Regions from separate parts of the Mus musculus genome. Here region 1 is linked to region 2. Evidence: chromatin loops called from intact Hi-C (ENCODE). Cell type or tissue: gastrocnemius. All regions are shown on one strand. Links, peaks and the distances in the headings refer to the core of each region. The heading gives the core; the rest is flanking DNA.

Region 1 (11,089 bases), core at 2,066-10,065, 120 kb after region 2:
TAAATATGGAATCAATGCTAATTTTACCTTGGTGCAGTTAGACAGGCTTGCCAGCATGGCACTAACTCCTGCCGACTGGCAAATGATTGCAAAAGCCGCTCTCCCTAGTATGGCCAAATATGTGGAATGGCGAGCTCTGTGGCAGGAGGCGGCACAGGCGCAGGCCCGAGCAAACGCTGCTGCTTTAACTCCAGAGCAGAGAGATTGGACTTTTGACTTGTTAACGGGTCAGAGAGCTTATTCTGCTAAACCTGATAAGAGGTATCAATGGAAGGTCTTACCACAGGGGATGTCCAATAGTCCTACAATGTGCCAGCTTTATATACAAAAAGCTCTTTTGCCAGTGAGGGAACAATTCCCCTCTTTAATTTTGCTCCTTTACATGGATGACATCCTCCTGTGCCATAAAGACCTTACCATGCTACAAAAGGCATATCCTTTTCTACTTAAAACTTTAAGTCAGTGGGGTTTACAGATAGCCACAGAAAAGGTCCAAATTTCTGATACAGGACAATTCTTGGGCTCTGTGGTGTCCCCAGATAAGATTGTGCCCCAAAAGGTAGAGATAAGAAGAGATCACCTCCATACCTTAAATGATTTTCAAAAGCTGTTGGGAGATATTAATTGGCTCAGACCCTTTTTAAAGATTCCTTCTGCTGAATTAAGGCCTTTGTTTAGTATTTTAGAAGGAGATCCTCATATCTCCTCCCCTAGGACTCTTACTCTAGCTGCTAACCAGGCCTTACAAAAAGTGGAAAAAGCCTTACAGAATGCACAATTACAACGTATTGAGGATTCGCAGCCTTTCAGTTTGTGTGTCTTTAAGACAGCACAATTGCCAACTGCAGTTTTGTGGCAGAATGGGCCATTGTTGTGGATCCATCCAAACGTATCCCCAGCTAAAATAATAGATTGGTATCCTGATGCAATTGCACAGCTTGCCCTTAAAGGCCTAAAAGCAGCAATCACCCACTTTGGGCAAAGTCCATATCTTTTAATTGTACCTTATACCGCTGCACAGGTTCAAACCTTGGCAGCCGCATCTAATGATTGGGCAGTTTTAGTTACCTCCTTTTCAGGAAAAATAGATAACCATTATCCAAAACATCCAATCTTACAGTTTGCCCAAAATCAATCTGTTGTGTTTCCACAAATAACAGTAAGAAACCCACTTAAAAATGGGATTGTGGTATATACTGATGGATCAAAAACTGGCATAGGTGCCTATGTGGCTAATGGTAAAGTGGTATCCAAACAATATAATGAAAATTCACCTCAAGTGGTAGAATGTTTAGTGGTCTTAGAAGTTTTAAAAACCTTTTTAAAACCCCTTAATATTGTGTCAGATTCCTATTATGTGGTTAATGCAGTAAATCTTTTAGAAGTGGCTGGAGTGATTAAGCCTTCCAGTAGAGTTGCCAATATTTTTCAGCAGATACAATTAGTTTTGTTATCTAGAAGATCTCCTGTTTATATTACTCATGTTAGAGCCCATTCAGGCCTACCTGGCCCCATGGCTCTGGGAAATGATTTGGCAGATAAGGCCACTAAAGTGGTGGCTGCTGCCCTATCATCCCCGGTAGAGGCTGCAAGAAATTTTCATAACAATTTTCATGTGACGGCTGAAACATTACGCAGTCGTTTCTCCTTGACAAGAAAAGAAGCCCGTGACATTGTTACTCAATGTCAAAGCTGCTGTGAGTTCTTGCCAGTTCCTCATGTGGGAATTAACCCACGCGGTATTCGACCTCTACAGGTCTGGCAAATGGATGTTACACATGTTTCTTCCTTTGGAAAACTTCAATATCTCCATGTGTCCATTGACACATGTTCTGGCATCATGTTTGCTTCTCCGTTAACCGGAGAAAAAGCCTCACATGTGATTCAACATTGTCTTGAGGCATGGAGTGCTTGGGGGAAACCCAGACTCCTTAAGACTGATAATGGACCAGCTTATACGTCCCAAAAATTTCAGCAGTTCTGCCGTCAGATGGACGTAACCCACCTGACTGGACTTCCGTACAACCCTCAAGGACAGGGTATTGTTGAGCGTGCGCATCGCACCCTCAAAGCCTATCTTATAAAACAGAAGAGGGGAACTTTTGAGGAGACTGTACCCCGAGCACCAAGAGTGTCGGTGTCTTTGGCACTCTTTACACTCAATTTTTTAAATATTGATGCTCATGGCCATACTGCGGCTGAACGTCATTGTTCAGAGCCAGATAGGCCCAATGAGATGGTTAAATGGAAAAATGTCCTTGATAATAAATGGTATGGCCCGGATCCTATCTTGATAAGATCCAGGGGAGCTATCTGTGTTTTCCCACAGAATGAAGACAACCCATTTTGGGTACCAGAAAGACTCACCCGAAAAATCCAGACTGACCAAGGGAATACTAATGTCCCTCGTCTTGGTGATGTCCAGGGCGTCAATAATAAAGAGAGAGCAGCGTTGGGGGATAATGTCGACATTTCCACTCCCAATGACGGTGATGTATAATGCTCAAGTATTCTCCTGCTTTTTTACCACTAACTAGGAACTGGGTTTGGCCTTAATTCAGACAGCCTTGGCTCTGTCTGGACTTGTCCAGATACAACTAGATGTATTATGACAAATAACTCAGCAGGGATGTGAACAAAAGTTTCCGGGATTGTGTGTTATTTCCATTCAGTATGTTAAATTTACTAGGGCAGCTAATTTGTCAAAAAGTCTTTTTCAGTATATGTTACAGAATTGGATGGCTGAATTTGAACAGACCCTTCGAGGCTTGCCATCATTCAGGTCAACTCCACGCGCTTGGACCTGTCCCTGACCAAAGGATTACCCAATTGGATCTCCTCAGCATTTTCTTTCTTTAAAAAATGGGTGGGATTAATATTATTTGGAGATACACTTTGCTGTGGATTAGTGTTGCTTCTTTGATTGGTCTGTAAGCTTAAGGCCTAAACTAGGAGAGACAAGGTGGTTATTGCCCAGGCGCTTGCAGGACTAGAACATGGAGCTTCCCCTGATATATCTATGCTTAGGCAATAGGTCGCTGGCCACTCAGCTCTTATATCCCATGAGGCTAGACTCATTGCACGGGATAGAGTGAGTGTGCTTCAGCAGCCCGAGAGAGTTGCAAGGCTAAGCACTGCAATGGAAAGGCTCTGCGGCATATATGAGCCTGTTCTAGGGAGACATGTCATCTTTCATGAAGGTTCAGTGTCCTAGTTCCCTTCCCCCAGGCAAAACGACACGGGAGCAGGTCAGGGTTGCTCTGGGTAAAAGCCTGTAAGCCTAAGAGCTAATCCTGTACATGGCTCCTTTACCTACACACTGGGGATTTGACCTCTATCTCCACTCTCATTAATATGGGTGGCCTATTTGCTCTTATTAAAAGAAAAAGGGGGAGATGTTGGGAGCCGCCCCCACATTCGCCGTTACAAGATGGCGCTGACATCCTGTGTTCTAAGTGGTAAACAAATAATCTGCGCATGTGCCAAGGGTATCTTATGACTACTTGTGCTCTGCCTTCCCCGTGACGTCAACTCGGCCGATGGGCTGCAGCCAATCAGGGAGTGACACGTCCGAGGCGAAGGAGAATGCTCCTTAAGAGGGACGGGGTTTTCGTTTTCTCTCTCTCTTGCTTCTTGCTCTTTTTTCCTGAAGATGTAAGAATAAAGCTTTGCCGCAGAAGATTCTGGTCTGTGGTGTTCTTCCTGGCCGGTCGTGAGAACGCGTCTAATAACAATCAGTCCCCCAGTGACTGGTCTATTTGAGTCCAGGCAGGAGCCTCTCACCAGCTGGCTCACTGACTACCAACAAGAAGACACCCAGGGCTTTAAAGAGTTCCAGGAGTCCGGTTCTATAATGGCAGGAAAGGGAGAGGAGACTGAGAATATGTCTTCCCACACCTGTGTAGAGAGCAACAGAAGATGACAGTAGAAGACTCTGATAAATATAAAGGGTGCAATATTGTTGGAGGTAAGCATTTAATACACAAAGTTAGCAAATTCCCTTGAGTTATTTTGTATCGTTAGACCTGATAGGCCTTGTATAAACAATCAGGAAATACTGGAAAGAAAGTATGATTCCAAGAAGCTAACCTATGATACAGATGCTAAAAACCACCACAAGGCCTCTGGATCTAAGTATGTCACAATGCTAAACACGGACAGGAGACAGACCAAAGGCACAGTAGATTCAGTCTCAAATGCATATGAAAATCAGAAGACAGTCAAAGTGGTGTCACTGCAGACTCCGTGCAGACAGAAGTTGTCCCCTGGCTGTTCCAGAGGCTGGGAGCAGGCAATCAAGATGCAGAAATATATAAATTATAGATAATACAGAATATATTAATTCATTACATATTATATGTTATAATTATGCTACAATTATATATTCTATTTATATATTATATTATGCATAATATTGTTATATATTATAATGGATATATTATATGTTGTATTATTACATATTCTATATTCTATTTAATATGTATAATTTATATATGTTGCTGCACCTTGATTGTTTGCTCCCAGCCTAATATATATTATATACTATATATAATTATATGTTATATATAAATATATTTATATAAATATATTATATATTTAAATATATAAATAGATAAGTGTATCATATATTTGTATAAAGTATCTAAATCTATATATAAATTATATGTAAAATGATAAATATATAATATACATAATATAATGTATATTGTATGCAATATATAATTATATAACATAATGTTATACTATATGTTTGTTATTTAAATTATATATAAAGTATTTAATATATATTTATATACTATATAAATATCCCTTTATGTATAATTTAAATTATACAAGTTATTTAATACTAATTATAAATGTACATATTATAGATAATATAATATGTATCATATAATATTAATGTATTAATATATATAATTATATATTATCTACAATATTACATTTTAGATATGTATATAATATATAATATAATATATGTATATAATAGGAGATATATTATATAATATACTGTATTATGAATTTTATAACTATTATATAAATCATAGTATATAAATATTATAGACATTAAATAAATTAGATACATATTATATAAATAATAGTATATAAATGAAAATTAGATACATATCCTATAAATATTATAAACACAATAAAAATAAAGTATAAAATTATGCATAGACATATATAATAAATATAATATTACATTTTATAATGTATATTTATATATTGTATATTAATATATCATACTATATATTATAAAAGATAGGTAGATAGAGCTTATTGCAGTGCCCCCTGGTGGTAGAAGCACAAGACTGAAGTCCAAGCCTTGTGCCCTTTCATGAGGAGTGAAGAAGAGGACATCTTTGACACAAACCTTTGTACAGCAACTGCAAATTCATCTCCAAGGCTACACCTGCACACAGGGTTACCTCCTTGCTCTACACTGAGGAATAAGTTTCCCAACATGGATGGAGTGCCATGGCCATTTTTATAGATGGTGTCTTCCCCTAGTCCCTCTCACCAAGATCTCTTCTGCCATTTATCCCATTTAGAGGATCTGCCCCAGAATCTCATCACTCCCAAAGACTCCATCCCTGCTGCTAGGGGTTAATATTACAACATATAAATTTGGAGGACTCAAGTATTCAGGTCCCAGCAACAGCAGCATCTCAGACAAGTGGCGCTGAGTGCTAGGATGTTGCTTATACACAAAAGATAAACCTGGGTGTCTTCTTGCTGGCTGAGCCCAAGCTGCCATGGGAATACTGAACTAGACTGTTCTAGTAGCAGAGATTTATTTCTCAGAGGTGTGTGCACTAAGAGTCTAGGGTCAAAGTTGCTGTCAGGGTTCAGTTCTCGGTAAGGGTGGCTTCGTGAGTTGCATAGAGCACACCTCACTCACTGGACAGAGAGAACCAATGGGATCCTTTTGTCCCATTCCGGGTTCTGACCTCCCATGCTTCATTCAGATCCACGCTCCTCCAGGGGACCCTGTCTCTACACTCACCTCCTGGGATTAGAACATCCATCTAGATTTTGGGGGCTTGCAATCACACTCTATACTAAGATAAATTCCAGAAGGATTATAGCGTTAAGTATAAAAATGCACATGAGTGTGGTAACGCATGCCTGCACTCTGGGGCTAAGAGGAAGATCAAGGTTTCAAGGCCATCAAGCTTCATAGTAAGATTCTACCTAAAAAAAAAAAAATGTAGCTAGACATGGTAGTGCACACCTTTAATACCAGCATTTGGGAGGCAGAGGCAGAGTTCAAGGCCAGCCTGGTCTACAGAGTGAGTTTCAGTACAGTCAGAGCTACACAGTAAGATCCTAACTCAAAAAAAAAAAGTACAAAGGTATTTAAAATTATCTTTGCAATTAGTAGAAAACACAAAAATTACTCTATAGAACCGTAGTAGAAAAATATGCTAACCATAATCCAAAACCCTTTGAAAAAGAAGGGAGATTGATAAACTTTATATAATAATAAAAAGGTAATAGCATGGCATAAACTATTGTTGGGAGGGAAAGCAAGTGTAAGTGAAGGAAAATTATTGCACGTTACACCACAAAAGCTCATACTCATATGTAAGTAGGCTTTAAGACTGGAAAGCAGCTGGGCGGTGGTGGCGCACGCTTTTAATCCCAGCACTCGGGAGGCAGAGGCAGGTGGATTTCTGAGTTCGAGGCCAGCCTGGTCTACAGAGTGAGTTCCAGGACAGTCAGGGCTATACAGAGAAACCCTGTCTCAAAAAACCAAAAAAAAAAAAAAAAAAAAAAAAAAAAAAAAAAAAAGACTGGAAAGCAAAGATAGATGAGCAATGCAGAAAAACCAGCTTTCGGGAGAGTTTTAAGTAGCTTTTAGCCTATAAAAAAGATCGTTGACTTCACTAATAATAAAGACATGCAAGCCGAGCTTGCTCTCTCACTAGTACTGTTCCTCAAGTCTGAGCCTGGTGAGGACCTGGCTGTGCTCTGGGGACAGGACCACCATCGTGCCGGGCTGTGTGAGAGAGGCAGAGCCCCAGGGGAACTGAGCAATACCTCATAAAGTTGCGCACATGTTTAGCCTTTACCCTAGCAATCCCAACTCCAGATACACTGGCAAATCCACAAAGGCAAATTGCGAAAGATGTTAATTGCAGGCTTTTCTTTGTAAAAGCAAAATTGGAGCCATTTCAGATATTCTTCAATGGGCAGCTGGGTCAATAAGATGCTTTACACATAATGACTCGTATACAGTTGAATAAGGACAAAGAGACTTCTCCACGTGCTACTGTGACATGCCGTTAATTTCTGGAATGTAGTCTGTTGTGGCTTGTGCTGAAATTTAAGCCCCATCACGAGGCACATACATTGTGAGGGTGGAAACTTGAGCTACTATGATGTTTGGGGTGAAGCCCATGGGGGGGTGATTTGGATTAGACAAGGCCCTCAGGATGGCACCCCAGGTCTGAGTCCTGGGGGCTTAATAAAAACAGAGGGATGGTTTAAAGATGATTGTCTTTATAGTGGAGCTCCTGCCTGGCAGACATGAATATTGTTTCCATCTCTACATGGAGATAGATGATAATAAACAGATTATTGATAGATAGGTAGATTGATAGATAGATAGAAAGGAAGAAAGAAAGAAAGAAAGAAAGAAAGAAAGAAAGAAAGAAAGAAAGAAAATGATGGGTGGATGAGAGACCAGAAAACATGTAAATGTGTGCACACATGCACATACATACATACATTTTCATACATCAATTTTATCTCTTCCCATATCCCTGCATCTGCTGGGACTTGGCTGTTGAGAAGGCCAGCATCAGATGAACCAGGACTGCAAAGCAAAATAAACCTCTTTTCTTTATAAAGTACTCATCCTCAAGTATTTAATTCTAGTAACAAAAAAAACGACTGATCCCTGGTGTTTCATGAAAGACGGTGGGGCATACAATTTGTTGATAGTGTGGATGAAACAGGCAAAAATGTGTGCAAATGTTTGGATGCACACATACTGTGAAGTTAGTGTAGGCATGCTCTATATGACTTGATGTTTTTAATATGAAAATAAATATAACACTGGAAGAATTACTAATGAGAGGAGAACAGAGTTGAGAGAACTCAGGTCTCTCTTTTTTTTAAAGAGTTATTTATTTATTTACTTACTTACTTTTAGTGTGTGTGAGTACACTGTCACCATCTTTAGACACCAGAAGAGTATATCAATCCCATTACAAATGGTTGTGAGCCACCAGGTGGTTGCTAGGGATTGAACTCAGACCGTGCCTCTGAAAGAGCAGTCTGTGCTCTTAACTGCTGAGGCATCTCTGGAGTCCATCCATGCCTCTTTTAAAAAGCTGTTTGGGGCATCTTTGGCTTTGGAACTGTGTAAATATCTTACATTCTACAAAGCAAAGCAAATCCAAACGGTGTTCCCAACTATTGAGAGTGAAATTAAGCTGAGCACTGATGCACCTCATTCCTAGTCACACTGAGAAGACATAGTCCAGAGGCCTCTAAAATCAGTTCCTTATTCCTTCACAGCGACAAAACAGTAATATAAAGGGAGGGTATTAGCGGAGGCGTGTGTTTAGGGGGAGAGGTGGCCCTGCTGACATTTGCTGAACACATCATCCTATAAGAAGGTGTAGGCTGAGGTTAGGGTGGCTCTCTAGAAGGAATGTTGTTCTAACCTAGTAATACGGCACAGTGTCCCCCACAGCAGGCATGTGGGCAGTGTGCACCACAGCACGTATGCACACAGCGTGCACCACGGCAGGCATGTGCAGTGTGCACCACACAAGCAGGAAATACCATCTCCAATGTGAACCATCTACACGAGGATGCCTGGACTGTTGTCTCTGCAAGCCCTTTCCCACTATAATCAGCTATAGACATGTTAACTTTGTGGTGAGCTAGAGATTCAAAAGATAGCCCTACTGCCTCACCATTCTGGAAGGGAAGGACACACCCAAGGTCATTAGAGACAGAGGGCTCCAGGGCCAAGGGGCAATCCCATGCCCCACTGAACCTCATGACAGACTGAAACACATTAAGTGTTATTTTAAAATTCAGTAAGTAAGGGGCTGAGAAGATGGCTCCGGAAGTAAAGGGCTTGCTACACAAGCAAGAAGACCCGGGCTTAGAACCTCAGCAACCACAGAAGAATCTAGGCCTGATGGCTCCCACCCATCATCCTAGCGCTGAGGAGACCTCAGAGGCCGAGCATCTTGAGGGCTTGTTCTCCAGCCAGTGTAGCCAATCAGTGAGAAATCCTTTCTCAAAAAGCTACAGAGAGGATAGATAGATAGATAGATAGATAGATAGATAGACATGTACATATATGAAAAGCAATAAAGGAAGACATTTGACATTGACCTCTGACTTCCACATGTACATATTTATGTGTGCTCACTCCTACACGCATGTACAAATGTAAATATGCACACACACATCTAACACACATACACAAATTTGTAAATAAGCTATGCATGGTGGTGCACCCCCACGATCCCAGCACATAAGAGAATCATGAGTTCAAGACCACACTGACCTACATAGAAAGACTCTGTTTCAAAAGGTGGAAAAAATGAAGGTGGAATAAATGAAGAGAACTAGCGATCCATCCTGTGAAGATGACGTTTGCCTCTGTAGGAGAATCTCAGAGGTAAAAGCAAAGTGACCCACTGCTCTGACCCCAGGCAAGTGCCAACACCCCTGCGATTCTTCACTGTTTCTGACGTCACAAGAAAAGCAGTGCTGGGGAGATGAATGGCTCAGTGGATGAAGCGCTGTGTGGAGGCCTGAGGACCTGAGTCTGCGTCTCTAGAACCTATGCAGAAAGCTGGGCGTGGCAGTGCATGCCACGTGGGGATGGGCACTGGGGGACAGGTCAATCCCTGGGACTCCCTGGACAGCCAGCCTATCAAAACAATCGGTGAGCACCAGTCTGAGAGAGAGAGACTCTCGATTGAAGAATCAAGAGCAATAAAGGAAGACACCTGATACTGACTCTGGCCTCCATGTGTATGTGTATAAAGACACACACACACACACACACACACTTGTGCTCACATATACACACGCACACACACAAGAGAGAGAGAGAGGGAGGGAGGAAGAAGGAGGGAGGCATGCACGCAGACTTCTGCTCCTTATGATGAAATGTCATACGGCCGTCTATGTTTTATTCTTACCAAAGGGGAAAATTGAATTTGAAATTGTGACTGACAATTCATAGGAGATATCAAGCAATACTATTGTAAAAACTCAGATGGGGAAACTATAGACCAAATGACTCATTTTCCCGGGGCAAACGACCTTTCAAGAAATGTAAGGAAGATATCTGCTGATTACTGATTGGATCGTCTTACTTGTCGTAAGTCAAGAAGGAAGAGAAGAGATGGAGGAGGAGAAGGAAGAGGGAAGAGAAAGGGAGTGTGGATGGTGTTTGAATGTTGTGTGTTTGTGGTATTGAAACTCTGTGTGTGTGTGTGTGTGTGTGTGTGTGTGTGTGTGTGTGTGTATGTGCATCAGCCTGTGTGCCTATGTGTGTGCATCAGCCTGTGTGCCTATGTGTGTCTGCCTGTGTGCCTATGTGTATGTGTGCATGTGACTGTGTGTGCATGCATGTGTGTGCTGAAACACCTAGGCGTGGAACACATCCTGCTGGCTTCCGGGATGAGCTCAGATGAGGCAAAGGGCAGGAAGAGTGAACAGAGAGACGCTGGATAGGGATCAGGCTGTGCTGCATTGCAGGGGTGCCCGCCCTAGGCAGCTTCATTAATCACAACACTTCCTATGGTCGATTTTTTTTTCCTGTACTGAAGATCGAACCCGGGACTTGTACATACTAGGCACGTTCTCCACCACTGAGCTATAGCTTCAGCTCCGCTCCCTTTTTGAGACAATGTGTCACCAAGTTGCCTAGGCTGGTCTCAAACTTGCAACCCTCCTGGATTAGCATGCACCATCAGGCCTGGCCTATTGTTTAAGGTTTTATACAAAGGTTTAAAATAACTCCAAGAGGGGTTAAGCAGAATGACAGTCACATTCACTGTGCAGCCCTGGGTGACCCTGAATTTCCTGTGTAGACCAGGCTGGCCTA
Region 2 (11,089 bases), core at 1,752-9,751:
TCTAGCTCTGGAAAGCAGGGCCCCCTTCTCAGCTGAAGTGTGGTATGAAGTATGAAGTATTAGTAGGAAGTACGATTGAGTAAGTCAGGCTACCTGCAGGAGCTGCACATCACGCCCGGGGTGGGTAAGCATCAGCTCCAGGGGGGCAGGAGGGATGAGAGAGGCCACCTCTGGAGAAACGCAGTATGTCCTCAGTTCCCCAGGTGACTTACCGTGCAGCGAGTTTGTGGCAGACGACACCAGTGTCCGTAATGACCTCACTTAGTCTCAGCTCCAGGTGGACCTTGCCCTGTAAGGCACAAGGATGGTGTCACAAGCAGACAAGGATTGTGGGAAATCTGTGGCCCTTCAAGTGGCTGGTACTTGTGCCAGAAGGTGCCAGACCTAGAAACTCAGACTTGGAGAGGTAATGGGCTTAAAAGCATAAAAAAAGGACATGTGGACACGCAGACATGTGGCCCCTAGGAATGCTACGAATGCATATGTCCAGGGCATGTTATAGTGAGACCCAGCAGGAAAGACTCTCCCAAGAGGGCTGCGATCTCCATGGGGAGGCCAGAGCATTCAAGTCTCATTCTCCATGAAGTTAATTTTCATGAATGCTTCTAGAAGGGTGACAGGTAGCTGGCAACCCCAACCTCCTTTGTTTATCTCTACACAGTCACACCATGAGGATGAAGAGGGAAAGGCATCAGGAGAGTAGGCCCTGCTCCTTAGCAGTATCCACGTGGGATGTAGGACCTCCCGTGAGATGTGGGACCTCCCGTGGGTTAAGTGCACACAAATGTTAATCCAAGATGCCTGTCATTAGAGAAGGGGAGGCTAAACCAGAAAGTCTCCACGGCCTCTTGCGTAGCTACACTTGGGTGGTTTGCTTTCTGTGACTGCGGGTGTGAAATCCCCACATGAAATGCTTTCAGGAGTGTGAAGATCACACCAACATTCTCACATGTGAGAGGATCACACCTTTGGGCTCCTGAGCCTTCAAACAAGGCCTTGCCTAGGAGAGCCCAAAACTGATACCTTAGTTCACAGTAAAGACATCATACCTGTCTGTCACTGTGAGCTAGACTTTCACCTTATCAAGTGTCATTCTGTGGGGAGCCCCTCAGGGACTCCTCAGTGACCTCAGTTAGGTGTAGCATCCCTTCAAAGACAGTCATGAACTATTACCCTACTAATAGAGAGAGTAGCTACACTTGGGTGGTTTGCTTTCTGTGACTGTGAAATCCCCACATGAAATGCTTTCAGGAGTGTGAGGATCACACCAACACTCTCACATGTGAGAGGATCACACCCACGCTCTCCCGTGTCTTCCTTCTGAAAGCCTTTCCCTTAACCTTTGTGCTTAATTCTATATTCAAATATCTTCATTAAATCCCAGCGCTAGTTCATACTAGCCAGTCCTGAAACGAAATCCTCTTTTGCATCGACGCCACAAATCCTGATTTGACTTGAACTGAGGTCTCTAAATGTCTAGGGACACTCTTTCAGGCTTCTGAGGTGACAGTGAGTTCTGGATCTCCTGCCTTTGCCACCCCAAAATGCTGACATAAGGCGTCTGGGTTGTCTTGGTCAGTTTGACACAAAGTTAGAGAACTACCATTGAGAAATGTCGCCACAGGACTGGGCTGTAGGCAAGCCTATGGAGCATTTTCTTCATCATTGATTGATGGAGGAGGGCCCAGCCCACTGTGGGTCATGCCATCCCTGGGTCTGGCTGTCCCCGACTGTCCCAAGAAAACAGGCTAAGCAAACCATGAAGTGCAAAGAAGTAAGCGGCATCCCTCCATGGCCTCTGAACTGGCTCCTGCCTCCAGGTTCCTGTCCTGGGTGATGAACTGCACATGGTAAGGTAGAATAAACCTATTCCTCCCCAAGTTGCTTTCTGCCATGGCATTTAATCAAAATAATAGGAACCGTAACTAAGACAGAAGGACCATGAAGGTGGGTACCAGCTCTCCCCACGCCGTGTCCCTGCCCTCGGCTGTTTAGTGATGAGGAAACCTCCAAACACTAAGAGGCACAATATCGAGTGAGTTTTGTAGCTCCATATTCCATGACTGTTGGAGCTTGCCGGGTGCTGCAGTGGCCATCCCCGGCCCCTGAAGTTGGCCTTACCACCAGCAGGCCATTTTTAGGACCCAGCTGTGAGCTGTTCAGATGGATGGAGCTCATTTCATCTTTTAGCCTCTGAAAGGCAGAAGCACTGGGGTGAGGTAGATGACCCCACCTCCCACAGCTGATGGCAGCTGCCTTCCTGTTTCCTGTTTTTCCCACACACTAGCGGTGCCCCCAAGACTCAGCACAAACACTCCTCACTAGGGCGGCTCCCACCTCAGTGAGCAGCGGCTTCCGTTTCTAGAGGTCTGGGAGAGGCCAGGAGGAGGTGAAACAGCCGCCACCGCCATGACCCCTCTGCACCATGAAGGTGCTCTAGGCAAGCCTGTGGCCAGAAGTCTCTCTGGTTCTAGCCCTGCACATGATGGGCGTTGCCTATGGGGAGAGGTGTCAGGGTGGAGGCTGGGAGGGGCCTCTTGCCCTGTGGTCAGGTGGTGCACAGCAACCCATCAGGTTTACACCTGTGTTTCAGCCCTCAGAGTCATACTTTCTGTTCCCAGGTCCCATATCTTGGTTCAGTTAGCTCCTACAGCACAGGGTCAGGTGCCTTCCGTCTCTTCAAGACCTGCTGAAGGACAGACAGGTGGCTCCGAATTCACTCTGATCCGAGAGAGAAACATTATTTCATGGCCTGGAAAGGAAGTGCCACAAGTCTTCCCTCCAGCCTTGAGATGAATATCAAGAATGTCCGAGAACAGAGGCGGTGACAGGTGGCCCGGTTCCACTGTATGAGGTCCTGAGAGGAGCTAATCGGAGTTCCTAGACCTTGTCACACAGCAGGGACTACCCTACTGAGTTCGCTGGGGACAAGGGAAGTACCTTCAGCATCATTCATCAGATACATGGGGGGAAAACCAGAGTCCACTCTCAGCACTCACGGGACGGACTAGAAACTGGTAACCAAAAGAAACCCTCCAAATACACGAAGATTACGACTTCCAAATATCACTCTGGTTAGAGAAGTCTTAAGGCAAATTTAAAAGTATTTTTAAATAAATGAAAATGAAAGTACAGCTTAGCAGGATTCGTGGGATGCATGTTCTGGGAAGGAGAAAGACCCGGAATCAGTAAATTAGGACAGAGTTATCCTCCGAAAGCAGAAATAACCAAACACACACACACACACACACACACACACACACACACCAAAAACAGCAAAATCTGAAAAGCAGGAAGTGAGAGGAAATCAAAACCCCAAACAGATCCGCTGAAGAGATCGTTGAAGCGATAGACCTGTAGTCAGGTTACCCAAACAAAAAGAGAAAGACGCAACTTCCCAAGACCTCAGTGAGGGTGTGTCCAACCTGAGCATGCAAAGGAACGCCGCCTGTGCAGCAAGCGGGTTGTGGCCCACTTAACACCGAGGGTGTGTACTTTGGGAAACAATGACTGCCAACGCTGTTATGAAGGGGGCTGTCAAGGCTCCAGGAAGATGGACACAGCTCAGATCTCTGCTTAGTGTCCCCAAAAACTTAACTGGTAACAAAATTTCGAATGTATTGCTGCCTCATGAAACTGAGAGGACTCCTGGCCAGGTCATCATGAGAGGGTGGCTCCTTAAGGGACACTCCCCTCTAAACCATCCCTACCAGCCTGAGTGGTCACTAGGCCAAGGCAGGGAGAAATGTGGAGATGGCTCTAGGTGAGATTTGTGTAGCCAAGACCGGATGAGGCACGCACAAAACAAACAAACAAACAAACAAACAAAAGCAAACAAACCCAGAGGCAGGACTGGGCCAGGGAAGGAAGTCAACACTTTTCTCAGCTCCCATGCTTTCAAAAACCCCAGAGAAAAAAGTGGCCCTTGACCATGGGCAACCACTGGCAACCTTTTATATGATCTGACACTAAAGACACACTCCCAAACACTCTGGGAGAGGTGGCATGCCCACCCCTTCTCTGACCAAGATGGTATTTGCCTGTATGAATGGCAGATCTAGGGTGACATACCATATGTCCTGAATACATTACATGTCCATAACCAGTTCAGAAACACAGATATGGGGTGTTGCAGTAGGGGAGGGGCCAGTGCCATCCTTCTCCATACCATTCAGAACCAGAGGATGCTGGAGGCTGTGGGGCGCCACGCCAGCTGCAGCCCCTGCCTTCCTGACAGGGCCATCCCCGTAGCTGACGAGTCTCTGTGAAGGGAGCAGCAGAAGTGGCTGGTTCTATATAATAAAGCGGCTCATCAAAGACCTCTGAACAGCGTTGGTTCCAGAAGGAAGCAAGACATTTAGCTGTCTTTTTCTCCACTTCTAGTGACACATGGTTTCTCTTGTGGGCCCCGTTCCCTCTGCTGTAATGTGTGATTCCTTCCCACAAATTACAAAACAGGTGGATCCAAGAACCCAAATGCCACTCTCTCTGCCCTTCTAGAAACTGTAAATGTGACATTTTCAAAACAAGCCACAGCTGCGGAGCAAAGATGGCGGTTACCATTTAAAGGTCAGGCTAAGGGGAGGTGCCGCCTCCCTATCTCGGCCACTGTGAATGAAGTTCTAGTGTCACACTCACCAGAGAGGGACCGAGTCCTACAGAGACCTACTTATCCCTCAGCCCAGCAACAGCAGCGAAGACTTATTTTTTTTTAATTATTTTTTTTTGAGATTTATTTCTTTTTACGTATGTGGGGATTCTGCCTGCATGCACTACTGTGTGTCACGTGCATGCAGTGCCTGCGGTAGCCAGAAGAGGGCGTTAAATCTCCTGGAACTGGAGTTATAGTTGGCTGAGGACTACCAAGGGGATGCTGGGCTTTCTTTAATTATTGCTCCATTTCTCCAGCCTTTTCAATTGCCTTTCAGGATCCTAGGTCTCAGACGACTAGAGGGCTGAGGTCAAGATCTATTTTCACTGACATACACGCCAAGCTTCAAGGAAAAATTGAGCTGCCCCAATGATGCCTTAGTCACCTTCCAGCATTGAGAAGAAATCCCCCTCCAGACATGAGATTGACATATGCATCTATACCGATAGCTTTGTGGTGATAAAATGGTTCTGAATCTTGATTGTAGTAGCTGTGATACAAATGTGTACAAGGGCTAAAGTTGCAAAGACATCTACTAGCCCAGCAGTATCAATAACTCACATGGTTAACAGGTATGTAAAATGTGGTTCAGGCCCCCAGCCTAAGGAAGGCAGGGATCCTGACACAGTACAACATTCATGGACCTGTGATGTAACACTCGTCTAACGAGACCGTCCCAAGAGATGAACTCACCTGAGTTCTAAGCAAAGTCGCTGCCTACCCACCCACCCACGCCCTCACTCCTGGCCCAGTGGAGTGGTAGATTCTGAGCCTGGGAACCTGGGTTTAATGGGTTGAAAGAGATCTGGAGAAGGGTAATGGCAAAGAACACAGGAATGCCCACGATGGCACTGAGCTGTACTTAGCAATGGTTAGAGTGGCAAGGTTTATGAGACACTAAAATCCCTGAACAGTGTGTGCATGAACTGCATGCGTGTGCATGTGTGTGTGCATGTGTGTATGCATGTGTGTGCGTGCATGTATGTGTACATGCATGTGTGTGTGTATTCTTGTGCATGTGTGTGCACATGCGCATACAGATGCTTGTGTACCTGTGTGTGCATGTGTGTGTATGTATATGTACATGTATGTGTGTGCTTGCGTGTGCATGCGTGCTTGTGCGTACACTGGTGAGATCAGACAGAATAAGTACACAGTCATGTGACCTGTACCAGCCACGCCTGGGTGCTCACAAATGTTATCCCTCTGAACCGGTAAGCCAGCCCCAATCAAATGTTGTCCTTTATAAGACTTGCCTTGGTCATGGTGTCTGTTCACATCAGTGAAAACCTAACTAAGACAGTTAGAAAGGCCAGGCTAGGGGGGCTTTAGACGGGGAAAAAGATAACATCCAAACTTCCTGGCAATATTCCTGTGGACTTCTGTTTGCAGCGTCCTGTGAACCTGCAGCCATTTAAAAATTCAATGCCTAATAAACAGCAAAGACTTGTTAATGAACTCTAACTCGAGGAAGACTACGCCTGGAAGGGATCTTGCAGCTCTGTGCAGGTGCTGAGCTGACCTTGGCCTTGGGAATCTAAGGAGGAATAAGGCTGAAACTCCTGGCAATGGAGAAGCTTCCTGAGCCAGGGAGGGAAGGGGGACTGTTGCCTTCAGAAAAGGCTCTCCTTTCCTGCCGGAGAACCATGATTGCTTCCGTAGGTGATCGCTGCATTACTTAGCTCCCACGGCACAAGTGGGCCCTTGGGAGGCTGGGTCAATGAATTGGAAATTACATGTGTCCCTCCGTGAGTGAAATTTCTGCATGCTCATTTGCACCGTGGCCATGAGATTCTACTCAGTGCCTCACTTTCTCTTGTGCTGATCTCACTGCCAACTCTACGGGTGGATGACCTTTGGCCTTGACACCCTTGCCCTGTGCTTAGAAAAGCCAGACTGAGGAAGAGAACCTTGAGGATGTGGGGCAGGCAGACTAGCCTCGTCTGTAGTCTTGGAGTCCTAGGACACAAGGATGCACAGCTCAGAGCTTCCCCCGTTAACTGTTAGTAAATTCTTTCTGCTGAGTTCTTTCCTACAACCCGGCTCTTTACAGTATGTCTGTTTCATGGACTTTCCCCAGACTCTATCTACTCAGGATAAAACCAGCATAAACCTCCATATCCCACAATGCACCTAGCACTGCTAGGCTACATGTAAGTCTCCATGGCCTACAAAACCTCTACTTTATACAGATGAGGCTTGCAGAGGCTGACCAACTACCCATGTTACTCCTGAACAGGGGAGCTGAATTCTGTGACCCAGCTCCCAGCCATAACATGGACATAGCAGGCAAAGTGAAAGGTCATTGCAGCTGTCCTTTATCTAAAACCAGGGCTCATGACAAGGGCCACAGTCATAAACAGGTTTGCACCCTGGGCATGTGACACCTGCCATCCCCTCTTACAGGCAATTTTAAGAGTGGCCATGCTAAGGTCAGTGTGATGGTTTATATATGCTTGGTCCAGGAAGTGGCACTATTAGAGGTGTGGCCTTGTTGAGGTGGGTGTGTCACTGTGGGTGTGGGCTTAAGACCCTCATCCTAGCTGCCTGGAAGTCTGTCTTCCACTAGCAGCCTTCAGATGAAGATGTAGAACTCTCAGCTCCTCCTGCACTGTGCCTGCCTGGATGCTGCCCTGCTCCCCTGCACTCCCCCTCCCCATGATAATGGACTGAACCTCTGAACCTTTAAGCCAGCCCCAATCAAATGTTGTCCTTTATAAGACTAGCCTTGGTTATGGTGTCTGTTTACAGCAGTAAAAACCTAACTAAGACAGTTAGAAAAGCCAGGTTAGGAGGTTTTATGCTGCTCATCAAGGGACAGCCATGCCAGGCCTACCTACCTAAGTGCGCATGATCTCTCTATTTCCGTAAGCCGGGTGCTCCGTCCCAGAGGACACACTATGCAGGCACGCCATGGGGTGGTTGGCAGTTCTGTGGCTCAGCTACTCTCTCCAGGAATAGCAGCACTGAGCATGCTACCCAAGTTTACGATTTGCTCTTTGCCGCTTCTTTCCCCCACCTTCTGTATTTTAAAGTTGCTTCCATCTGCCTGACAACGCACACCAGCAGCCAGAGCAACAAACATGACCGAGGAACAGGGCTGCAGAGCTCAGCCACAGAGGTGAAGACGCAGCCTGCTGGCTCCTCTCCATCTCAGGCCCACAGCCTGAGCTTATCTTACCCCAACCCAACCCACGTGCAAATCTCACCTGCACCTCTGAGTCTGCGTCCACGTGCTGCAGCTGGAACCATGTGTCCCTGTTGTGGTACCTCTGCAAGTCTTCCTTCTGGATGGCCACCTTGCCTGGAACACAGGAAGAGAGCAAAGGTCATGGAGGGGAAACCCACAAGAGGTCAAGGGGGCTGGAGCCCCACTCCTTAGTAAGGTTAGACTCGGAGCCTCCAAGCTGCAGAGCGCACTTCACACTGGCTTTGGTCAAGGCTGCAGACTTGCCTGTTCACATAACAGCACTTCCTGCAAGCTATACGGCAGAAGAACCAGTTTTTACAGATAAGCACTCTTCCACCTCGCCTGTACTTAAGTTGCTGCAGCAGGCTGACTATAAGAGAAAGGGGCCAGTCTATTTTCAGCCATTACTGGCCTGTCAGGCTCCCACACAGCAGGTCTGGCTGTCTACCACCTCTGCTGCCACCCTTTCCACAAAATGTAGATGGGAGCAAAACACTACATAGGTTTATGATAATGTGGTAGGAATGTGTGCCTTCTAATAAAAGCTACTGAATGGGACGCAAATGTGCAATCTTTCACTTATATGTCATGTGGCATATGTACGCGTGGCAAGTGGCCATGCACATGTGCCTGAAGGACAGTGGCTGCCACAGGGGCCCTCTTTCCCTCCCCCACCTGGTGGGTGTTCCTTTGATTTTTCCACTATAGGGTCCTGAGGCCTCTGACCGCTGAAGACAGCTACTGTGTGGCTCTTGCAAAACAGACCTTTGTCCCACAGTGGGAGGTGGTTTTTTTTTTTTTTTTTTTTTTTTGTCTCTAGTGAATTATCCCACATGAAACAAAAGTTTCATAAGATCGAGCTTATGTCTGTGGAGAAGGATAACAAAATCCTGCGGCTCTGGGCTCGGCTCTCTCTGGACAGCAGGCTAACCTCTGAAGCTCGAGGCTGGGAGACCTATCTATGTCCTTGCTACCCTGTGCTTCCGGGGCTGACGCCGGCATAGGGGGTGCTGGCCTTTGCAGAATACTCATCCTGACTCCCATTCCTTAGACATCGCTACTAGCATTTGTTTTTGAAGTCCTTCACTCAACTTTTACAAGACTCAAAACATTCAGAAGGAAGAAACATCAAAGCGGCATCTCCCTTCTAAGGTCCAGTATCTCCTGGGGTCCAGCATCTCCCTCCTGGGGTCCAGCATCTCCCTCCTGGCGCCTAGCATCTCCCTCCTGGGGTCCAGCATCTCCCTCCTGGGGTCCAGCATCTCCCTCCTGGGGTCCAGCATCTCCCTCCTGGGGCCCAGCATCTCCCTCCTGGGGTCCAGCATCTCCCTCCTGGGACCCAGCATCTCCCTCCTGGGGTCCAGCATCTCCCTCCTGGCGCCTAGCATCTCCCTCCTAGGGTCCAGCATCTCCCTCCTGGGGCCTAGCATCTCCCTCCTAGGATCCAGCATCTCCCTCCTGGGGTCAGCATCTCCCTCCTGGGGTCAGCATCTCCCTCCTGGGGCCCAGCATCTCCCTCCTGGGGTCAGCATCTCCCTCCTGGGGCCCAGCATCTCCCTCCTGGTGTCCAGCATCTCCCTCCTGGGGTCCAGCATCTCCCTCCTGGGGCCCAGCATCTCCCTCCTGGGACCCAGCATCTCCCTCCTGGTGTCCAGCATCTCCCTCCTGGGGTCCAGCATCTCCCTCCTGGGGCCCAGCATCTCCCTCCTGGGACCCAGCATCTCCCTCCTGGTGTCCAGCATCTCCCTCCTGGGGTCCAGCATCTCCCTCCTGGGGTCAGCATCTCCCTCCTGGGGTCAGCATCTCCCTCCTGGGGTCAGCATCTCCCTCCTGGGACCCAGCATCTCCCTCCTGGGGCCCAGCATCTCCCTCCTGGGGCCCAGCATCTCCCTCCTGGGGTCCAGCATCTCCCTCCTGGGGTCAGCATCTCCCTCCTGGGGTCAGCATCTCCCTCCTGGGGTCAGCATCTCCCTCCTGGGGTCAGCATCTCCCTCCTGGGGTCAGCATCTCCCTCCTGGGGTCAGCATCTCCCTCCTGGAGTCAGCATCTCCCTCCTGGGGTCAGCATCTCCCTCAGACAGTGAGGAAGATTACACGTGGAATTCTAGCTGCACCACACAGTTCTATAACTGTTTTCCTCGAATGACGACATAAGTATGTCTCACAAAGTAGCTCCACTGGGAAAGTCCACAGTGAGAGGAAACATCGGCGCATGCATGAGTTGCTCTATCTTGGAGATGGGGAGGAGCCTTAGTTGGATCTGCGCTTTCTGAAGCTCGGGTCACAAGGCTCGTGTGTATCATGATCTGAGCTCACCGTCCTCCCTAAACTGCCACACTTCCTCCCCAGTGCCTGGGTCAGCAGTGTGGGCGCCAGGTGCTCTGGTTCATCTGGGACCTTTTAACAAAATGCTCGAAGTGAGGACTTCTGTGTCAAGAAGCTGGTGTGAGTTCTGTGGCTGGGAGGGGTCAAGGAGCCTGATGCTTCTGTCTGACAACACAGAAGAGAAGGTGACGTCATGCAGATGTGCAAACCCATGGGGAGAACTAGTCCATTTCACAGCTGGGAGAACAAGAAGAAGCTGTTAAAGCCCTCTCCCCCCATGTGGAAGCTGGATGCCAGGAGGGAAATGCTGGGCCCCAGGAGGGAGATGCTGGACCCCAGGAGGGAGATGCTGGACCCCAGGAGGGAGATGCTGGACCCCAGGAGGGAGATGCTGGACCCCAGGAGGGAGATGCTGGACCCTAGGAGGGAAATGCTGGGCCCCAGGAGGGAGATGCTGGGCCCCAGGAGGGAGATGCTGGGCCCCAGGAGGGAGATGCTGGACCCCAGGAGGGAGATGCTGGACCCTAGGAGGGAAATGCTGGACCCCAGGAGGAGAGGCTACCATTCATCCATTCATGCATCGTCTGCTAGGCCTGGCCAGTGCCCCTGTGCTCCTGTGAGACACTTGGGGTCTTGCCTCCTCAAACAGAGTCTATTACCCTCTTCTTTAGAAGCTTCTACTGAAAGTGACTCAGTTTGGACTCCTAGAACACACATATCCGGGTCTTCAGGCCCTTTCCTCCTTGATAAGAGAAACCTGTCACCTAGAGGTCCCCATTTCTCAGGGCCTGAAAGCAAGAGGCCATCAGGTCAGCCAGTGGGTGTAGCGAGGGCTGACAGATGCCTCACAGAGTGTCTGAGGTCCTGACAGTATCTATAATACCTCAGAGAGCACCCAAGGACCCAAGCCAGCAGCGCTACATC

The links. Hi-C counts contacts between places; a loop is a spot of excess contacts. Peaks named below come from ENCODE experiments on the same cell type or tissue, not always from the same donor. Only the 100,000 strongest peaks of a DNase experiment are listed, where the experiment ranks them.
Region 1: a loop joins it to region 2, with 3 times the contacts of the local background. A loop is called at or near these places in 8 of 42 quality-filtered maps.

Annotation. Positions count from the first base shown.
Region 1 is chr8:13,720,610-13,731,698 of GRCm38, forward strand. The region is part of intron 1 of Cfap97d2 (CFAP97 domain containing 2); the gene reads left to right. The region is part of intron 1 of Gm46032 (a long non-coding RNA gene); the gene reads right to left. Among named protein-coding and RNA genes, the nearest start is that of Cfap97d2, 20 kb to the left of the region's middle. In gastrocnemius, for the core only: a CTCF peak has its summit at 5,307 (motif pointing left); a DNase peak (open chromatin) is centred at 5,296.
Region 2 is chr8:13,598,002-13,609,090 of GRCm38, forward strand. Rasa3 (RAS p21 protein activator 3) reads right to left here. Exons shown (of 24, transcript NM_009025.2): 4 at 7,861-7,955; 5 at 213-289. Among named protein-coding and RNA genes, the nearest start is that of Gm34795, 20 kb to the left of the region's middle. In gastrocnemius, for the core only: a CTCF peak has its summit at 4,801 (motif pointing right); DNase peaks (open chromatin) are centred at 4,192 and 4,808; H3K4me3 peaks cover 829 bases; H3K27ac peaks cover 2,050 bases.